Linked DNA regions of Mus musculus: region 1 is linked to region 2. Evidence: chromatin loops called from intact Hi-C (ENCODE). Cell type or tissue: left cerebral cortex. All regions are shown on one strand. Each heading gives the region's core, and the rest is flanking DNA. Links, peaks and the distances in the headings are about the cores only.

The links. A loop is a pair of places that touch in the nucleus more often than their neighbours do. Peaks named below come from ENCODE experiments on the same cell type or tissue, not always from the same donor. Only the 100,000 strongest peaks of a DNase experiment are listed, where the experiment ranks them.
Region 1: a loop joins it to region 2, with 5 times the contacts of the local background. A loop is called at or near these places in 2 of 42 quality-filtered maps.

The regions. Positions count from the first base shown.
Region 1 is chr13:52,086,003-52,097,131 of GRCm38, forward strand. 4921525O09Rik (RIKEN cDNA 4921525O09 gene) reads left to right here and starts at 10,739. Exons shown (of 8, transcript NR_045061.1): 1 at 10,739-10,838. In left cerebral cortex, for the core only: a CTCF peak has its summit at 4,574; a DNase peak (open chromatin) is centred at 4,566.
Region 2 is chr13:52,149,542-52,160,670 of GRCm38, forward strand. No RefSeq gene overlaps it. Among named protein-coding and RNA genes, the nearest start is that of 4921525O09Rik, 58 kb to the left of the region's middle. In left cerebral cortex, for the core only: a CTCF peak has its summit at 5,443; DNase peaks (open chromatin) are centred at 4,780, 5,489, 5,943, 6,245 and 1 more place; H3K27ac peaks cover 476 bases.

The DNA.
Region 1 (11,129 bases), core at 954-8,953, 64 kb before region 2:
TTTAGCGGAGCAACATCAAGGAAATTGTGTGTACAATAGACTCTCTCTTTCTCTATGCATGTCTTTCTCCTCCTCCCTCTCTCTCTTCCTGAGACAAAGTCTCTCTGAGAAGCCCTGGCTGGTGAGAAATGGGCTATATAAACCAGGCTAACTAAAACTCCCAGAGATCTGCCTGCCTCAGCCTTCTGAGTACTCGGATTAGAAGTGTGGACCACCGTACTAGACACAACTTTCTGCCTCTAGGGTTGTTCAACTCGAAAGTCTGTGTCTACGGGACCTGCGGGTGAGGAAGGCAGTTGGTGTCTGAGTCAAGCAAATGGTGCCAACAGTTACAATCACCCAAATAAGATGCTGCATGTGAGAAAGACCACGCCATCCGGGGAAACTTCGAGAGGCTGGTTGTCAATCAAACGGTCAGCCAAGGTCTCACACTTGCCCTCCCAATACCAGAGAGGTGGAGGCAGGAGGATGGCAAGTTTGAGGCCAGCCTGGATGGCATGAGAAGCCCTCGTGTCCACAACAAAACAAGACAGAAAGAAGGGCTCACTGCCACTTGCTCCAGATGTCCCTGATGTTTTATATTGTACTGCTCAAGTGAAGTTGTAGCTGCCGTCTTTAACCCCCCGCCTTTGAGGACATATGATCGATCGATCGGTCAGGGCAGGAAGATGTTGGGTAGGAAGATGTATGACCCTCGGAGGCATGGCTATCACATGCATGCACACAGAGTGTAAGGGCCACAGAAGGGTCTGAGTCCAGGAGCAGGGCACAGATCTTAGTTATCCGTCCTGCATGCTTGGCACAAGTCAACTGAAGAAAGGGTGATCACTGTGACCACATCCCTTCATTGGGGTCGGACTCTTTCTGAGGGGCCGCAGCCATCCATCATGCATCACTAGCACACACTTCCTCTCCTTCCCTCCCCTGCCCCCTCCTCTCTGCTTCCCCTCCCCTCCACTCCTCTTCCCCTCCCTCCTTTCCTTTACTTCTTTTCTTCCTCCCTCCTTTCCCCCTCCCCCCATCCCCTCTCCTGCCTTCATTTCCTTCCTTTCTCTCAGTGTAGTCCAGGCTGGCTTTGAACTCGTGACCCTCCTGCACTTTCCTCTCCAGTGCTCAGATGACAAGTTATGGACTGTTTTCCTCTATTCTGAATTGCCACTCACCACTCACTCACAGACACCAGCTAAGTGGCCCTCCCTCACACCACACCATCAGTTCAGCAGCAACGACACCAACTGGGTGTCTTCTAACTGGATCTTGTTTTGACATTATCTAGTAGAGATAGTCTCATCCAGAAGGCCGAGGCTCGCTCTCCAGCACTGACCCTTCCTGTGCCCACCACACCCTCATGTCCTTTGACTTCAGCTTCTGACAAGCCTGAGCTCTCGTGATATACTGGGGCCACATACTTGTTACATCATCTCTGAGAAGTCAGGCAAATAGGCATAAATGTATATAATAAATATATTAATACTGTATTAATTAATATTAATTGATATCAACATATCAATAATAAATACATCATGTATTTAATAAGTATGTTGTTACTCTATTAATTAATATTACTATATTAATACCAATGTATCAACAATAAACACATTAATGTATTTAATACATTTATTGATGTTTTCTTAATATTAATATATTAATAAATATATTAGTGTGTTTATTGAATATATTATATATAATTATATAATATATAATATAAATGATAGATAAAGAGATGAACAGGACAATGTTAGAGGCTCTTGTGGCTTTTTTGGGTGGCTATCTGGCTGGTAGGTATTTGGTCCATATCCCTCTGTGATTCCAAGGAAGCTCCAGCACACGAGTGAGGTGGACGCTGGCGATGAACACAGCCTTCAGTGTCTTTTCTCTCCCTGGAGGCAGTACATGGAGGCTTCTAGTACCTCCTTGTGCTTTCCTGAGACCAGCTCCAGTTCTGAGGCTACCAACACCCCACTAACACGCAAGACACTTGGGAGACTCCAAGGGTTTCAAAAGCTGTGTGCCAGGAACCAGGGACCAGGAGGATGCACACTTGCTTCCTATGACATCACCCAGCCCACTGTGCATTCTTTGACTCCTGGGGCTTCGTGTGAGCATTTGTGAGCGTATGCATGTATGCATACGTGGAAGTCAGAGATTGATGTCAAGTGTCTTCCTCAGACCCTCTCCACCTTATCTTTGGAGGTCACCAATCTAGCTAGACTGGCTGCCAGAATGAGCCCGGGAGCCTCCAGTCTCTGCATCAGCAGCGCTGGGATGTCAGGCATGCACCCCTTCTCAAGTCCTGTGCATTAAACCCAGGTCCTCAGGTCTGCATCTGGGAGCAGTGATGACTGAGCCATCTCCGCTGCCAGCCTCTTGGGATTTTAGAATTCCAGCTGAGCCGTCTATAGACTGTACACTGCAGATAGAGGCCAGGCTCCCTTGCGCCTCAGCAGCATCTCTGAGCTTCTGCACTTGATCTAGGACTCCTGGTGGAGGAGGTAGATTAGTGTTCCCTCCCGCTCCATTCTCCCTCGTCTTCCCCTCCCCCTCCTCTCCAGCATCTCTCAGAGTATGACCTCAGACCTTCCACGGAGCCCCGGGTGTGGTTGCTCTTTTCCTCTGTGGAGTTTTTCCAGGCTTTGCATAAAAAAAATAACAATAATAGTAATTCGTGAAGGAAGTTCCTGAACTAGGGCTGTTTGGAAAATACATGGATTTTTTTTTTGAAAAAAAAAATTCTACTTTTTTTTCTAAATAAGGAAATAAAATTGAGAATGATTAATCCAGGGAAGATCTCATACAATCCGTGAAAAGAATTCTTTCCATTTTTTTTTTTAATTTGGTACTAGCATGCCCTTGCCAATGGTATGAACTCAGGACTAAACCTCTCCGAGTCTGTCACCTGCTAAACAAGGTCACATGGCCTCTAAGCACTTCTATGTCCTGCTGAAAAATGATAGGATTGAATGTTGTGGGGTCTGTCTGTGTCCTGGCTCCCATAGTGCTAGGACTGAATCCCTGGGGCTATGCCATTAGCCATGCTCCTCTATGCAGAAGTGGTTGTCAAGGAAGGCAAAGATTTTGCCATAGTTCATAAGGTAATGTCCCAAATGTGAAAACCTAACCTAACATCTCCTCTCCCGTTTGGGGTTTGGAGTTTTTTCTTCTTTTTCTTTTTTGGATTTAAAACATCAAGATATCGTGTTTACAAGATACCTGCTGCCATTTCCAGGTGATTGTGTTCGGGAACAGTCAGACCTGAGATCCATGGAGAGTGATTAAAAATAGAGTTTATTAAGAGAGAAAAATGCACTCCTGAGAATGGAAGTGAGCCAGAGGGCTGGCAAAGACGAGGAGCATAATGGCCCCGGGCTCAGAGAGTCCTGATCCTTTGCAGGCCATTTGTACAGTGCCTGCTTCTCCTATGTGGATGGTTTGCATCGTGCACAGCCCGTGTGGTATCTGGAGGTCACGGGGCCTCTTGCCAGCATTCTCTGCTCTGGGTGTAGCCCATGGCTTGGAAGGGTTTCCAGTCTCTCTTAGCATTGGTGGCTTTCATGTGTACCTCGTGATGCCTTTGGAGCCTCTTTCTGCCCCCAACCTTGTTCTTTCCAGTCACTTCATCGTAAGATCATCTGTGGTCACACTGTGTCTGTGGTCACACTGGGTGATTGTACGGTCATAGAGGGTGGAACCGGCATTTTCCCAGTGAGGTTCAGCCTCATCCTGCTGCCCTGGCTCTAAGATCACCCTGGAAACCCAGGGAAGTAAACATGTGGCTTCAGGGGTCCCTAACATCGACTTCTAGAGGTCACACTGTTATGTGATAGCCTTCTGTTAGCTTTGCCATAGGTAACTGCTCTAGCCAATCGGGACGTGGCAGTTAGGGTTACCTAATTGTTCTTCAGGGACTCAGGGCTCTCAAGATTCTGACCATCGGGCAAAGTCTGTAGACTCGTACAAATGTCTAATGGGTAACCTTTCAACATTGGGGTGTCCCCAAACTACACCCTCCAAGCCATAGATGCTGCCCGAACCCAGTAAAAAGCCATAAGCCTTGACTTGGAGTGTGCTGACCACTGATCCACAGTGATTCTCCTCACCCTTACCTCAGGCCTCTATGTCTTTATCCCATAATAACCCCGACCCCGTCCTCAGCATTTGAAACCATGTTGGTCTTATGAGGAGATGATCTGTCTCTTCTGTGAAAACTGATCACTTCTGTGACAGGCATGCTGTGTTGTGGGCTCAGGGAACCTGTCATTAAAACCCAGAGCTCCAATGATTCCATTAACCTTCTTGACATTAGTCATGACTTGTTGCGCACGGCATCCTCTGTCTCCTGATCCTCCTTGGTTCTGTTGCTTTAATCCCACACCGTTTTCTAGTCCTGTCTGCCATGTCTTCCTTCCTTCAGCATCACCATCCAAGCTTCATCAGTTACTGTAAACTGTGTGGAAAAATAGAAAGCTCTGTAGAAAGACACTTGTATCTTTCAGTCTGATTATCATAGATCCCAAAGAGATGGGAATTTCCCTCAGAATCTCGTTCTGTGAGAGGGAAAGGGTGCCAACTAGTGGGTAGCTTTCATCTTGGCGGTTCCATACAGTTCTGTCTTATCAGACTGCCTTACAGGATGAGACTGAAGTGCAGACAATGGTCAGTTAACGATGGGCAGGACCATGTCTTAACCAGAACTGCTCAGATGTACACAGTCTTGGTCCTTTATTTAAAATTGTATCTCATTTCAGAACCTCAGGGATGGACATGAGGCAGGGTGACTGGATCTTTGTTCTTCTTCTCAATGTGGCCTCACTGAACACATCTCCCCCCTCTCTGCTCTCTCCTGTTCATTTGGATGCTTTAATTGGATTCTCGGGGAAGGGTCCAACTTGTTCTCTTAGGGCACAGGCTGTGACCCCTAGTTTGGTAATGGAACTGCATTCTGTCTGGACCACCAGCTAGCCCACCCACCAACTTATTTCATACCTGCTCCCCCATTGTTTATGCCTCTTGATGTTGTCCTGTCACCTGCAGAATGACACCATCCTGTAAAACCCTGCTGGCCTTTCTACTGCTCCTGCCTCTGGCTTCTTTGTGGATGTCAGCAGTAATGTCCATGAGACCATCCCCTCGAGTATAGGATGCCTGCTGCATGCCTTCCTAGGGTGCCATTGATGTCTTGTCCTATCTCTTCCTAAGGTGTCACTTCTCATATAGCTGCTTCAGCGATCCCTTTCCTGAAGCCCGACACCCAGCAAGGCACTCTACACAGCCGGATCCCAAGGGCCTGTATCATGTTGCCTTTTCCCACTCCACATCAAGGCTTGACCCAGGGGTGGTGGCAGCACAGCCTTAGGGATAAATGAATGGGGAGGAGCAGAGTCACGAAGGATTTCAGGGCCAAGCTAGCAGTGCCTGTGTAGAACGCCAGGCGGAACACCCCTGGCACATAGCAAGTCCTGTACATTCAGTTGTGTGGTGGTAGAGGGAGGAAAGGCTTAAACGTCTCACATCCAGACTGTGTTTGGCCTCCAGAGCTATGTTTTCTGTCCCTTTAAAGGTTTATTTACTTATTATTATTAGTGTGTGCACATATACACAGCACACATTCTCTGTTTTCTCCTCCTTCCTTTTGTGTTCTGAGGATGAAACTCAGGTCATCAGGCTCAGTAGGAAAGGCCTTGGCCTGCCGAGCGGTCTCACTAGCCCTTTAAAGAGATTTTTAAGAGCCCTGCCCTCCTTTTGGGTTCTCCATATTACTTCTGTCTGCCTGTTCCCCTTTCTGATAAGCAACTTTGTCGCAGACAAGGTGTGCCAGACAATCTATCATCTCCTTCCTCTCCCTCTTGGCTTCTTCTTTTATAATGAGAATTTATACTTTTCTGCTTGAAAATAAATGCATGTTCTCATTAGTATAAGTAGGGGGGTGGAGACCCCATGTAGTGGGGGAGTTGAATGTGATCAAATCACATTATGAGATGTCACAACGAAACCGACTGCTATAGAAATTAATAGGATGTTAATGAAATTTATCTATTGTTACTCTCTCTCTCTCTCTCTCTCTCTCTCTCTCTCTCACTCTCTCTCTGTGTGTGTGTGTGTGTGTGTGTGTGTGTGTGTGTGTGTGTATGTGTGAGTGATTAGGGATGACGGGATGTCACAGCTCAGTTGTGAAGGCCTCAGGACAACTTTGAGACCTCAGTACTTTTTTCCACATTCACATAGATTCCAGGATCAAATTTAGGTCACCAGGTCTGTGTGGCAAGCACCTTTTCCCACTGAACCATCTCACCAGCCACCCAAAAAGCCTTTGTAACAAAGAAGTTACCAGAGGGCGCTTCCTTGGTGTCTGTCTTCCTCTGTCTCCCAGCCCATCACACAAAGGAACAACCAGAATCCACCATCTGCCCCTCAGAAAGTGGGTCCTCACCTGGCCATAGCCATGCCAGTCCCTTGTCCCTGGATTACAGTCTCCAGAACAGAGAGAAAGCAAATGTTTGCTACTTAAGCTCTAGCCTGTGTGATATTCAGCTGTAGTTATGGGTGACAAACATAGCCTCATTCTCAGAGTGGGGACAGAGTCTGGGGACCACAGGGCACCAAATCTTGCATTCTAAGCTCCGTGATTCCAGTATTCATTCATAAAACACCATTGTGAATGGGGACAGCAGGCAGCATGAATAGAACACGTCGCTGCCTTTGACACCCAGGCTGTGTCCACTGCCACTGTCCCTGCTGGCAGCCGCAGCTATCTGCACATGGCAGCCACATTCACAGACACCCTGGGGACAATGCCCCAGAAACAGTCTTCCCAGCTGAGGGTTGCCCTACTTTTCAGGATAACTGTGATGATCCTGGGGCTAGAACTTCAGAAATTCAGAGCCAAGGAGAAACCATGGGGCAGTGTGGCCTCCGCAGCGGGCCTGTGACTCTGGTCAACACTCATGTGTGCTGCGTGAGGATGACATTTCATAAGGCAGTGCAGTGTGAGGGGCCATGTGGTGTGACAATGACATGTCTGAATTCTTCCTCTGACATCATAGCTGAGTTCAGGTTTGCTTGATAAACAACCATTCAAAAAATTTTTTTTTCTTAAAAACTCATTCCTATTTGCACATAGCCCAGGAATCATCAGGACTATGGGGCAGGCAGGAGAGTGGACATGGTGGAGACAGCAGCTCGTGGCTTCTCAGGGAGACTGTTGGAGTTTCTTTTCTCTTATTCCTTTTCCTTAGAATAAAAACCAGCGTAGGCTTGTAACCTCTGGAGGCCGAGGCAGAAGAATCCCAAATTCATGACCAGCCTTGGCAACTGTATCAAATCACCGAAGTAAAAACCAATGCCGGGTGAAGTGGAAACTTGCGGCTTCTTTGGAGAGTCTGTTATGTCAAATGATGTTTTGCCGGGACACACAGGTAAAAGGATATATTGCTAAAGCAGACACATGAAAGGACATGCAATGTTTAGAAAGAATATCAATGTGACCTCACAGATAGTGGGTGCTTTGGTTTGCTTTGCTCCGCCTCACTGTTCTTCACCGACAGCATGCATGTATTGGTGCGCCTTACACTGTGTCGCTGAGCTTCGATTGTGGTGAGATCATAGAGAGAAACTGGCCAAAGAACCTCTCCTGAGGCTCCTGCGGTTTCTTGCTGCTTCTGAGGATCCAGGCTGGGTGGTGAGCCTTGTGGTTTCTTCTGGATTGAACAGCAGTTGCTAATTCGTGTAGTTCCTGTTTGATGTTTGCTAGGGGACTGGACTGAGAATAACAAAGATTGGAATCACCCCAAAGAACTATTTCTCAACAGATCCACTTCCCCCGTATCCTAATAACCTTTCTTTTCTACTACCTATGGTGGGTGGTGGGCTAGAGGGGAGGTGGACCCCTTATTAAAGCAGGTTGAGAAAAATTTATGCCTACAGCTGAGGCTACACATCAGTGAGAAAAAGTGCTTTCATACAAGTATGAGGTTGTCATACAAGTGTGAGGCTGTCATACAAGTGTGAGGACTGCAGTTCAAATCTCTGGAACCCGTGCAAAAGCAGACAGGTAGTGTGAGAGTCTGTAGTCCCAGTATCCTGCTATGGTGACAGAGGATGTAGAGACAGGAGATGCCCCAGAAACTCTTATGACAGAGCCCAGTGTACCCAGGAGAAGACCAACAGAGAGATCTTATTTCAACTGAGGCTATTGAAAAGGTACATTTGTGCTGTGTACACACATAAGCACACACACACACAGACACACACACACATGAAAGTGCACATGTAAACATACAAATATACACATGTAGATCAAACACTTGAAAGTGCAGTCTCACACACACAAATTACTTTGTTTTTAATTAAAAAGATGGCTAAAGATGTAGCTCAGTGTTTGAGCACTGGCCTAGCATCGAGACCTGATTTAATCCCTGGAACTACAGAAAAAAGGAAGAAGAAAGAAGGAAGGAAAGAAGTAAGGAAAGAAGGAAAAGGAAGGAAGAAAGGAGGAAGGAAGGAAAGAAGGAAGGAGAATGGAAAATTCTGGGAAAACTTATATTCAATTGGATGCAAGGGGTTTTTAGTGGAAATACAATATCTCTCTACATTTTAGATGTTGTTTTATTATTTTTTTATAATGACAAACACATATTTTCCATGGGCTTGGGCTTTCTGTATCTAGGGCAATGTCCAGTTTTGTCTTCTTATTTGCGGGCCTAAGTGGCCCTGTCTTTGGTGGCCTTGAAATGCCATACTTTTCAGAGCATATGATGTTGAAGCAACCAGCCACGGTGTGTCCGGCACCTGTTGCTGGCCTCTGTCTATGCAGTCATCAAAGTGCATCTTTGATGGTACAAAGCACAAGATACTTCTGAGTGATAAGAGGATGAACTATCATGCAGCCGTGGCTAGATCTAAGTATCAGTCTGTTGTACTAGCCACTTGGGAACATGGCCAGCACATTTGCTAGCGGTGTCATTTTCTAACCTCTGGGAGCAGCTGTCTGGAACATTCCACCAGGCAGCAGCAGTGTGTGAACAGGCCAAGAGAGCAGTGTGTGAGCGGTGTGTGAGCATGCCTGAGAGGAGCCATCAGGTCTGCAGGTTTTAACCTCTTCCCACCCCGACAGTGTGGGCTTGAACCTGTGCAAAGCAGCATGCAGCTCGCTGGCCCGTCTGGCCTCTCGGGCTCCAAGTTTCAGGCTATGTCTTGAGAGTTTCATAATAGGTGCACAGTCTCAATCGTAGTTGGAAATGAGGACAGAACTGTTCATTTCCTTGAAGCTTGTCCTGTCTGCTCTCCTGGAGCCCACTAGACCTTTTCTACAGAGGCTTCCAGGAAGACAGCAGCTACCACCACCTGGAATTCCATTCTTTAACTCTTCTTGACTAAGTCCAGGGCAAAAACCTGTGTGTGTGTGTGTGTGTGTGTGTGTGTGTGTGTGTGTGTGTGTGTGTTGTATGTACTTAAGTGTGTCCACAGAGTTGCAGCCACATATACCAAAGATCAGAGGCACATGTATGTGCATCCTTACCACACAAATTACACGCCACAAAGATACCCCATCTGCATACTATAACACCCACATGTTTTACTCATCAATACATCCCCACATATGCCACATGTATGACATACAGTTAGCAGCCCAAGACAGCTCAAACAACACACAGCATCATAAATACTTCAGTTTTCACATACTACGCACTTTCACATACTACAGATGAAATGTGCAAAACACACGCAGCACAGACCATTTCCACACACACCCAGCACTCCTCATCCACATCACAGGCCACACTCACACATGTGAGCATCATCCTATGTACACACATGCATCTGCATTCAGACCCCTCTGCTTTGTCATTGTTTCCTTGACTACAGACTTGAGCACAGGAGGAGTTCCTGAGAAAATCCAGACTGAGCTGTGTCCAGAGACAGCTGAGGGGTGACAGGGTCCCCCTCTAGCACCAGCCACCTTTTCACCCAACATGTCTCCCAGCATCCATTGGAGTGAGGGGGTTCCGTGAGGGCAGAGGGGATACCCCCCGATCTCATGAAGCTTAGGGGTCTGGGCATGGCAGTCAATGCCATGCAGTTGATAGGCAGGAAACAGCCCAGGAAGAGTGAAGCTGAGAGCTGATGGCCAGAGAGGCTTCTAGGAGAGAGGCAGAGGCCAGGATGCAGAGTGGAGCCAGCCCCTAGGTTGGAGGAGGCAGGTGGGGGACCCTGAAGGTCTTGCCTATCATGTGTATCTTCCCCTGTGAAGATGGTCATAAAAGGATTTGGGGTGGGGGCACCAGAAACTCTGTGCCCACAAGCAGACATGTGCCCATACAGCTCATAACAGGGGCAGGAAGCCCCGAGGTAGGTGGAGTGTGAAGGAGGAAGATGTGGCTGGGTTATGAGGGAGGGGCAGCTCAGCTGTCTGGCAGGGGAGGGAGGGCCAGAGTCTCGGGATCATTTCTCCCATTAAATGATGAGATATTTTCTAATGTGTAGAAATGTTGAAGGATTGACCTTACAGGTACGTATGTGTGTGTGCGTGTGTGTGTGCACTTACATTGAGACCTCACCCCACTTTCCTCAGCCTCAAACCACCTACCTCACAGCCACAGTCAAGAAACTAGGTGATTAGTTTTCTCAGGAGCTGTGCCTTGTACAACACCTGCACAAGATTGGGCCCTCTGACATTCCGTCCTGTGGGGGGTGGGGGGGAGAGGGCACCCAAGGCCTAACCCCTCCCTAACGATCTAACGGCAGTTACTGTACGTTGGGAGGGAGAGAGACATTTTCTTCAGTGCTGTAGCCCCTGAGTTAACTGCCCTTGCTCCTGTGCATGGTCCCTCCCCGGTGTTCCTGTAAGTACCCCTAACAAAACCCTTTGGTTCACCAAAAACAAATATCCATGGAAGTAGAAAGGGGCACTTTCTGGGAAAAGGGGATCAGTGAGAGAGGGGAAGCGGAGTTAATGGGGGTAAATATGATGAAGTAGGTTATGAAAACCTCGTAATGAAACCCATTAGTACACATAGTTAATACATGCTAATATAAACGTCAGAAAAGAGGCTTCAGGAGCGACTTAGTTAAGTGTTTGACTGGAAAGGATGAGGGTGTGATTTTAGGTCTCTCGTGCCACACAAGAAAAGCCG
Region 2 (11,129 bases), core at 1,073-9,072:
ATGATGGGACATGCTTGAAATCCTAGCCCTGGAAGGTAGAGGCTGGAGGGTCAGGACTACACTCATCAGAGTTTGAGGTACGTGAGCTACATAATAATCCAGCATCAAGGAAGAGCATCTTCTGGGGCATTCTTTGTGATATGACAATACTGTAATAATTCCAAGCCCAGGTTGCCCCATTCTTTCTGCATCTTATGCTGGGCTCCTCTTGGACAGAGACACAGATTTCCTTGGTGAGAATATTGTAAAGGTAGCAAGTGTTAAGGGGCCATGGAGGAAAGGGGAGGGGACATCAGTCACCTTGAGTGTGAGTCCTCAGACAGTGCATAGTTACCTTGTCAGATTGTATAAAGAGTGCAGAGAGGATTAAGGGAATATGTGAGGAGAAGGGCTAGGACCAACAGAAGTCCTTTTGCCCAATGGGTCCCTAATTCACAGTCTGAAGGTTAGGGATAGGTCAAGCCCCGTCCATAACAGATTTGAGTGCATAAGCAATTCATAAAATTCATTTTGGGGTTTATGGTTCCAGACGATTAGATAGTCCATGATGGCACAGTGAATGGATGGTGGTAGGTGCCTAGAGCAGCAGCTGAGAGCTCACATCTTAATCTCTAATCAGGAGGCAGAGAGAAACTAACTCAGATTGCCACAAGTCTTTTGAAACCTCCAAGCCTGCCACTCCAACAAGGCCACACCTCCTAATCCTTCTCAAACATTTCCACCAGTTGGGGACCAAATATTTAAACCTATGTGCAGATGGGAAGCCATTCTTGCTCAAACCCTGACAGCGACCGATTAAGGCTTATACTTTACAGGCTCTGCCTAAGAGACCTGAACGTGTGATCTGCTCAGTTGCATGTTCTCAGGCTGTGACAACAGAGCTTGGCAGCTCGCTGAAGAGCCAATGGCCACAGTTGTTGGCTTCCATCACTGCACGTGCCCATGATTGATTGCTGATTTCAAGCTGACAGTGTGAGGCCACTGACCCAAATGGAGGGAAGAAAGAATGGTCACGCCACCACAAGGTTAACTAGCCACATGGGTTGTGGAATGTTGTGAAGCAAAACGTCTCTGGGAAGGGAGCAAAGCAAGGCATCATGACTGTTTCGTAGAATCTGTTCACTGCTTTAGTGAGATGTGATTTCCTCCCCCTCCCCCCATGGGAAGAGCATCCAAGAAAGTAGTGCCCTTTGGAAAGAAAGCATATGTCACTTTGGTTGACTTGATAGACCAGGTCATTGGGTATAGACTGCTGTGCTGTTCTTTGTCCTCCAAGGAAGGCTCACATAAGTCACTCATAAGACTCCTCTTGTCTGCTGGAGACCAAGGAGGTCAAAGGAATCTGCCTCTGATATGTAGTCTCTTTCTTAATCCCTGGAAGCAATCAGGACATCTCTTGGATTATGACCCATTCTGGAGGCCACTGTGTCATTGGAGCTGATGGTTTCTTGTTCGGAACTGTGTGCTGAGGAGGGTGCATTTGGCCGGGGTTGGGCAAAACGAGGGTTGCAGAAGGGTCAAGCTGGTAGTAGGAGTGTGTGTGTGTGTGTGTGTGTGTGTGTGTGTGTGTAGCACATGTGTGAGCACAGATATGTGAATGAGTGCTGGAAAGTCTGTGTCACTCAATAAGGGGGGCATACTTATATAAGTACTTGGGTGAATAGGTGTATATAGAAGTGTATTCATAATAATATATATAGGTGTATATAGAAGTAATTCATGTATATAGAAGTGTATGTAGTCATATATGGAGACATGCTGATGAGGGTGGGCACATAGGTGTGTGGCTGTTTAGAAGTATGCCCTAACCAGTGTATATTATTAAGTGATATTGTATGACTATATTGGGTATGTGATTGGATAAGTATATACAAGAGTGTTGTGGGTTGTATGTGCATATCCAAATGGGGAGGCTTGTGGCTGTTAGTGTGTCTGGGCTGTGCAGGTATATGACTTCATGTGTGTGGATGTGCAGGTGTGATCGAGAGGGATTGTTGTTGTTGGTCAACATATGTCATGACAGGGGTGCATACATACATATATCTGTCAGTATACACCTATCTATGCACTTGTCGTGGGATCGTGGTGGTTTAGAAACCATCATAGGCAAATGAGAAGTACACATAACCACAGCTACTGGGTAGGAATGCACACGTGGGAAGTACAGATCAGAGCAAAGTAGATCACTAGTAAACCTAGTTCCATGATTCCCTGCGAAGGGAGGCTTGGTCTCAGAAAAGGGCTTATGTGGGAAGGTTTTGTCCTGGGTGCCTCGGTAACGAATGTGCTTGCCTAATTGCTCTGGAGCTTCCTGTACCGGAAACATCTTTAACAGTAAAACTGTAGCAGGCACTCATCCATCCGTCCATCTGCGTGTACATGTGCGCACGTATAGTGTGTGCACACAGGCAGCATAAACACGTGTTATCTCTCTTTGATCTGCTTGGCTGAAGTTTTTGCTGCAGAGAAAACCGGTTTGTCCAGAAGCTCCTCCGCCTCAACAGACTGTGCTGAGCTGTGCCCTTGGATGTGGGACGGGTGCTAAGACTGATCCCAGAGCTCCAAGTCTCAAAGAAAAGTGAGGCCAAGCTAGCCCAGGATCAGCAGAGTCCTGCCCCTTGGGAGGGTGATCTTAGTCACCACACTGGACTCAGCAGGCGGGGTTCTGAAGGGTCTGGGTTATAAAATCTGATGGAGTGTTTGAGGCTGCCTTTCGTGCAAGTGGTCTGACTTCTTGGGAGGTATGCAGGAGCAGCCCCTGCAAGCTTGGCGATTTCCAGAGAGAGGCACCCAGACAGAAAGCACTGGCGGTGTTCCCCTGTGCTTCACAGGCTGTATGGATTCCTTGCCCTTCCAATAATGATAGTGCCGAGTCAGCACTGTTATCTTTGAGAAAATGGACAGGGTCAGCCAGGATGCAGAAACACACACACACACACACACACACACACACACACACACACTCACACATGCACTCAATACTCAGTTATGCAGCAAACTTGGGGGCCTGAGGTCAAGCAGACCACATCTTCCTTCCTGTAGGTGAGAGTAGTTCCCAGAGGCAAGCTTTTGCTTTGGCCTGGCTGGGGGCAGCTGTATTTGGGGACTGAGGGGACCTCCCACTTGTCTTTCTGACTGGACAGCAAGGATGATGGAGAAGGATCTAGGTGTCACCGTGGGCAGTCACAGAAAGGTCATAGCCTGGTGTCAAGTCTCCACGGGAGGAACTTTGGCTGGCACATTGGGGTCAGAGGACAGTGACAGAATTCCAGCCCCTAAGCCCAGAACACAAAAGTGGAACTCTTTAATTCCTGTGTAATCTTTGAGAAGGAAAACACTCCCTCACCCTGCTGGCTCCATTATAAGGAGCCATGTTTGCACTGCCAACATCTTGGGGGCTCTTCTGAGGTTTGCAGGGTTATGTTGTTGTCATTGTTGTTGTTGTTGTTGTTGTTGTTGTGATTGTTGGTATTTTGTTTTGTTTTGAGGGATGAAGCAAACTATCTCCTAGCTGTTTTAGTAAGTCCCAGTCCTTCCAAGCTTGTTTTTAAAACATTCTTTGGTGGGAGCCTGGTTTACTGTGTCTACAGATCTGGGGGTGATTATGTTCCTCCTATTTCACAATTTCAGTTGATATTTGTTCTGCCTGGTTTGGCTTTTGGAAAGTAAGAGGACGTAACTGGCTTTTGGAGACTGTGGACCGTCCCCTCCCTGCCTGGTCCCCTGGCTCTCTTGTTCTGGGAATTGTACCTATTTATTGTCTCTGGTCACTTTACATAAAGAGTTTTGTAAAAGGAACGAGGGATGAAGGATGACTCTTAAGTTTCTTTTTTACACTGACAAGCGATTTCTTCCTTGGTTTGTGGTTGTGGGCCACATGAGAGCAGCTGAGGAGGGACACGTTAGCCAGGACCTGCCCTCCGTCTTTCCACTTTATTCTACATGCAAGAGAAGGGCAGAGATTGCCACAGCGTGGCGACGGCCTTCTGCCCAACTCCGTATCCCTCCAGACACGATGGCGTTGAAATCCACTCTTCATGCTGCTGTTGGTCAACATTTGAAGACTTGTTTATGAAAATATCAGGAACTGTCAGAACCCCACAGTAGGAAACCTTACCCCCAACACACATCAACCTCCGTTGTCCCTGCCCAAAATAACAAATCAGCTTCCTGGAAGGGCCTTGCTCAAACCTGGGAGCGACGTCAGCCTGCCCTCTGCCTGTGCGTATGAGGGCTGACCTTCTGAGATCAAACATTGTCCTGTCCAAGAGTCCCTTTGCCTAGAAATGTTCCTGCCTGGTGCAGATCCCTGTTTCCCTCAGCAGCCTGGCTGATTGTCTTCCCAGGGGGACTTGCCCAGTTCTGCTCTGAGCCACAGCTCTGCCAAAGTAAACCACATAGACTTACAAACAGTTTAAAATTCATTTTTCCTAGATGAGCTAAAGATGCATAAGGGAGAGAGAGGAACTTCATTTTTTTAAAAGTGTGTATGTGGGGGAGGGTCTTTTAGTATTATTATTAATAAGATCATGATGGTGATGAGAACAGGGATGTTTCAGAGGCTGGGGATGACCTGTCAGCTATACAAGACACATCTGTGACAGAGAAGAATCCATAGTGGCTCTCGCATACTGGAAGTCCTGGTGGCAGAGCTGAGAACCCATCACGTTGCAGGGATGTCAAACAGTATTGAACAGAGCTGTGAGCCAGGGTCTGCTGCTGGCACAGCACTTGGTTCTTCCAGACAAACAGGCCAGTTTCCCAGGATTTTGCAAGCAGCAGATGAGACCTGAATGATCACACACCAGATCTTGGCAGGGATTTGCTGTCCCTGTTTGCAAGATTGTCCCAGATTGGATCACAATGTACATAGAGATGGCTCTGAAATTCCCTCAGAGAACAAATTCCTCAATACAACTCTTCATCTGGAAATTTACCTAGCCACCCCCACCCCCGTCCACAAAAATGCTAACGTTTTTAAACTTGAAGGTGCATCAGAGGGGCCAGATGCAGTAGCAGACACATCTGTAAGCCCAGCATTCTTACAGTGAGATGGGAGGCTAAGACAAGGAGCCACAGAAGCGTGAGGGTCAGCTAGCCTTGGAGTGTGCAGTAGGGGACAGTAAGAGTGTCTCAGGCAAAAAGTCCCTGTATGGTTTAATAGGACCAGCAGAGGTTGTCCTGTGATCTCCACCCATGAGCTGTGGTATGCTTCCTCAGCCATGTTAATAAAGAGGGCAAGAATAAAAACAGTGATCAGCTGAACAGATTGGTGTTACCATTTATTTGGTGCATCCCAACACCCTGCTAGCATCTCTGTTTGCTTTGTGTCTGCACGCTCCACTCCTCTCTGGGGGGACGGAGAGTGCAAGGGGACTTGATTTTACTCCAGGGTGCACGTTTAGCATGGAAGCCACGGCTGCCTGCAGCAAGCAAGCAGGAGGGTGGAGGAGACTGTAGCCTCTGCTGGACACTGTGAATCGGTGCTTGTTCTGTGCTTACAATGAACATCATCACCATAGAAACCTGGCAAGAGCTGTGTAAGAGTCTGCAGCCTTCGCCAGATGAATGTTTTGCTGTTAGGATTTGCTGTGGTCCTATTAAATCATACGGGGTGTTTTTCTGCCGGGCAACAGGCGCTGTCATAAAATGCATCCATCATCAGATCCTCACGCCACCCGTTGACCAGCCCCATGGTGCGTGTTGACATAAGCGGGCTGCAAACGGCACCCACAGCTGCAGGCTTGTGACAGGGACTCCCTTGCAACAGGTGTATGCTTTAAAGGACCCTGAACCTGGATTTACAGTGAGGCCAGCTGCTGCCTTTGGGACTGACCATTTGTCATCTCTAGATGGGTCACCCTCCTAAAAGACTAGCTTGTTGGAAATTCTATCCTCACCCATGGGACCCTGTCATAATTTTCTTTTTGCTGGCTTCTGCTAGCAGGGAGAAAAGAAGCTGAACAGCTTGCCCAAGCTTTAAGTTACAAAATCAACCAAACAAAACACTCACTTAGACCAGGCAGTACTGAAACATTCCAGAGATCTGAGAGTCCCAAGGTTGGTTAGGAACAAGGTCCTTGCCTCCTCTGGCAGAGTCCAGAGGTGACACCCAGCTCTGCTTTGTACAGCAGAAAGCATCAGCTCTGAACACCATGGCCCGCTAAATGTCCTCCACAAGAAAAATATTGTGGGCAGTTTCTATTCTGGGAGGAACTTTTGGTAAACAAAAACTTTATCCGGGTGCCACTCATCACTGTACTGAAGAAGGGGAAAAGACTTGAAATAGCCAAGTGGACGATTTTGGTTGGCTCAAAGCCCGAGTTCTTCTACCAGCTTGGGTACTTTGAGACCCACACTCACAGAGTGCTCTTGGAGCTTCCTGACAAAGTTTAACTTGAGTGGCGCAGGCATGTACAGTTTTCTTTCTCAAAGTGAAAGTGACACGTGTTCAGAGGAGACCAGGAAGACGTAAGAATGTAAATCAATAAACGGTTTGCAGAACTGACCCACAACCTCCTGACCTATATATAACTGAAGGCCTACTGACTTGCGGTGTTCGTTCCTCTTGCAGAGAGACTTAGAGAAACAAGAGGAAACATTTGGAAGCTGGGGATCCAATTAATGAGGATTAGAGTCAGGTCTGGAAGTCCAGATGTCATAGCAACAGAATTAGGGTTAGGTAACATCCAGCTATATTGTCTTTCTCTAAGAAGCCTGGAGAGGCCAGAGGGAAGTGACGACCTGGGAAGGTGTGCTCTACCTAGGATCCCTCTGTCCTTTACATCGGTGGCTCTTGGGGGCTGAGGATGACCTTAGAGAACCTGCCTAGCATGCGTGAGGTCCTGAGTTCAATCCCCGGCACTGGAAGTAAAACAACTTACAAGGTCCAGCCAGAACTACTCAGCCTCCTTCAGTGTCAGGCACACACTTGCAGAGATGTATACAAGAATGCAGGGGGCTTGGGAGATGGGTCTCCATCCAGTGGGGAGCCCCAATCCCTAGGTTTGTGGTGTGGAGCTAGAGAGTCTTATGTCTCAGAACCTGCAGCTGCAGGGGTCTCAGAGTTCAACAGGTAGGGAGAAAGAGCCTCTTGGGCTCCAGCTCCCTTGGCTGACAGGGCTCTCTCACACAGAAGAGTTCACGCCTGGGCTGCTAATTGGATGGGTGTAGACCTTAGCTATCACAAGAGGATAGGCTAAGGGTCTCGTGGCCTCTTTCCTTCTTTAGGAAATTGAAATTACAGATCTAGACTAAGCCTCAGATGAATAGGAGTGTCCATCTCTGCACATGTCTGCTAGGGTGGGGTTGGGGCGCAGCCTCTGGGGCACTAGTTATGGGTCCACAGTGGGGATCCTGAGAAGCCTGGACTCTATCTTTGCGGGAAGCTTCAACCCCTAAAGCAAAGGTAGTATTTGGTCTCGGGAAAGACGCCTGGATGGAATTTGGGGTCCGGGCTCTTTCCTCCAGGCATGGGAGATACAGCACTGAATAAATATAGACAGGACTTGTGTTCTTGGAAGGATTTATTTTATTGTTGTTCTGTTTGTTCATCTTTTTTATTTATTTAAAGTCTTGCTATGTAGCCTTAGATGATTTAGAACTCACTGTGGACCAGATGGGCCACAAACTTATAGAGCTCAATCTGCCTCTGCCTCCTGAGTGCTTGGATTAAAAGCATGTACCACCCACTATATGTATTAGTTAGGGTTTTCCAGAATAGCAGAATTTATATATGGGACACACATATGCACACATGTGTATGTATGTGTATACATGTGTATGTGTGTGTGTGTGTGTGTGTGTGTGTGTGTGTGTGTGTGTGTGATTTATTGGAATCACTTACAGACTATGATCCAACTAATCCAACAATGTCAGACTATGAATGGGAACCCCAAGAATCCAATAGTTAATCCGTTCCCAAGGCTGGATGTCTCAGTTGGTCTTCAGTAGATGCTAGAGTTCCAGAGAAATAGGCTCTAATGCCAATGAAGGAATGGACTTGCTACCAAGACAAGAGCAAGCAGGCAAAGAGCAAAAGCTTTCTTCTTCCATGAATTTATATAGGCTTCCAGCAGGTGTGGCATGGATTATAGGTGTGTCTTCCTGCCTCAAGGTCCAGATCAAAGGTGAGTATCTCTCTACTTCAAAGGTCTAGACTAGATATAGATTCACCTCCCAGGTGTTCCCTTCATTTCTGGATTGTAGTTTTTTCCAGATGTAGTCAAACTGACAATGAAGAATGTCCATCATACAGTGGGAGGAAGATGTAGTCAAACTGACAATGAAGAATGTCCATCATACAGTGGGAGGAAGTGTTTCGGAAGAACCCTTTTCCCCAGCAGCTCACGGCATTTCTCCCTCTAGATTTTTTGATGTATTCCAGAATATTCCAGAAGCCTCTAGGACTTTCCACTGTCTTCCTGTAACCCAGGTTGCCCCTTAGGAAGGGAACACAAAGTGTTGCTACAGAAAGACAAGATTTCAAGTTCTCTTTGAAAGAATATTTAATTTCAAAACAGCACCAGGAAACCTAGGCTAGGCAGGGGACCCCATAGTATGACCTAGGATACCATCTAAAATCCTAGAGTAAAACACAGGGAGCAAGAGTCAGTGTACAGCTCAGATGAACAACTCAGCCCCATGCTGGTACTCCTATATATACTACGTATGGGCCTACAGTCTGGACAAAACAACTCTCACAAGGCAGAAAGCAAGTTAAGGCATGCCTGTTCCAGCCTCATGTCTGTGGCCATGAAACCTTGTGCAGAACCTCACCTTGCTACATCCACTCATGTAGTGACTCGCGTGACAGGCCTAGAAGCCTGGAAGCAGTCCCAAGGCAAAGAGTTTCATGGAAACTTAGCTTCCTGGAACCTTGGCATTCCCATAGCACATATGCTCCAAACCTATCCTGGAGTTAGTTTGGTGTATGGATCTGTCTGCTCTCTTTCAGTATTGTTTTATTATAAGTGCCTTTAAGGATTGATTTTGACATACAGCTAAGCCTTCGCCAGTGTTCCAATGTCCTAGGAAGTCCTTGAGCTGACCTTGAGCTTGGAATTCAGTAAGAAGGTTACCTATTCAGTAACATTCAAATTTACCTCTAGTAGAGACAGTGAAAGTAATCAGGCATCACAATTTACTTGAATAGAGCTAGAAATCTCAGGGCTAGTCTACATAGTAATTACTTAGGACAATAGCCAAGTTACTCCCATACACACTTTGCTTGCTTAGAAAAATTACATTCAGATATGCACTCTCTCTGTGTCTGTGTCTGTTTGTCATCAGCACCAACTCCTTGCTTGCCTGTAACCAGAACCCTGAGTTTTCCTGCAGATCGAGGACCCGACTGAGGTTCGTCTGCAGCATCACCTCTTTTCCTATAGCTTGAGGATGTTGACCTCCTAGATCCTGGACTTAGTGAAATGGACAGAGCTGCTCTCCAGTTAGGACTGTAGGCACCTGTAGGTAATAGGTTGTAGGTTGTAGGTAGTAGGTAGTGGGCAGTGGGCAGTGGGCAGTGGGCTGTAGGTTGTAGGTTGTAGGCAGTGGTATCCCTCTGTGCCAGGCCCATTCTCACCTTGGGAATACTTTAGGAGAACCCACAAAAATTCTTATGAACCAGAACCCAGGTCACTGAACCAGACAGCACAGAGCAGAACAGGAAGCTAAGGGTGCCACAGGGGCAGATGATCATCAGAGCAAAGAGCCTTACACCCAAGTGTTAGTGGACGCTCAGATATTTTGTAACACTCTGTGTGGATTTCTGTGTCACTCGTGGGTACTTTATTTATTTGGAAGCTAGGATTTATTTGAAACCTATGACTAGGATTCTTTTGAACATATATTTTGATTAAACATATGTTTATTAGGGACTTTTTGCATTAGTGAGATGAAATACTATGTTAGTCTATGGAGATATCTTAAGACTAACTTAAAAGAAGAAGGGTTTATTGGCTCACAGTTAAGGGTACAGTCCATCATGGTGGGGAAGGCACGGCAGGAGTGTGAGACCGCCGATCACATTGCCTCTGCAATCAGAAAGCAGAGAGAGGTGAACGCTCTCTCTTAGCTCGTTTCTTCTGTTCACTCAGTCTAGGACTTCAGCCTTTGTGCAATGATGCCACCCTCCTTCAGGGTCAAACCTCCTCAGTCACATCACGTGATCAGACCCTAAGTGATTCCAAACGAAGGCAAGCTGCAGTGAGGACGAACCGTCCCACTTACACTTCTCTTCCGTTTGCCTCTTTCACTGAATACCATGTGTTCTACTAAATCCAATGGATTTTTTTTAAGTTTCTTAAGGTTTCTGGATATATACCCTGGTTGATTGACAGCTTTGTGCACTCCGCCTTCTTTGATAGCAGTTACGATGATGGCTTGTGTGTCACTCACTGTAGTGCTCCTAAATAGCTATGCCAGAAGGAACATCATTATCTTCTCCCTACTTTGTATTTGGAAATGTTGGAAGCGCAGGCTTCTCTCTCTACACTGTCTCTCTTGGCAGACCTACCTGTTTCCTGATTGAAAAGACCACTTGGCACAGGTTACACAGCCCGACCCTCCTTCTTCATTGAAAGGCCTGTGCCCTCTTTCCTCTGGGTGTCTTTGTTTTGTGTCTAACAATCATCAGCAGTAATAAAGGCAAGGCTAACACGGGTCTTACGACAATTGGAATTGTCAACTTGACAACTTAGATTCGCCTGAGAAAATGACTCTGAGGGGGATTCTCTCCATCAGGTGGGATCGGATCTAAAGAGTTAGGTCAACTGTCATTGCTTCTCAGAGTCTGTGGAGATATCAAAAGCTTCCTTATTTATTGCCACAGGGTGTTCTACTGGTGCATGGTCAATTGTTATATTTCTGGCATACAGCTAAGTTATCCTTGGGAGTTAGTTTTACAATGAGCTGTAGAATTTTGCCTCCCCTTGCTTTGTTCCTTTATATATATGTGTGTGTGTGTGTGTGTGTGTGTGTGTGTGTATCCCTAAACAAGGTCTTTACTCATCTTCCTCTTTGTGTCTGTGGTGGGGGTGGAGGTGCGTGTGCACACACACACTCACCTTAGCGTTTGCATGTGAATGTGGAGGCCACAAGTTGGCATCAGTTATCTTCCTCTATCACTC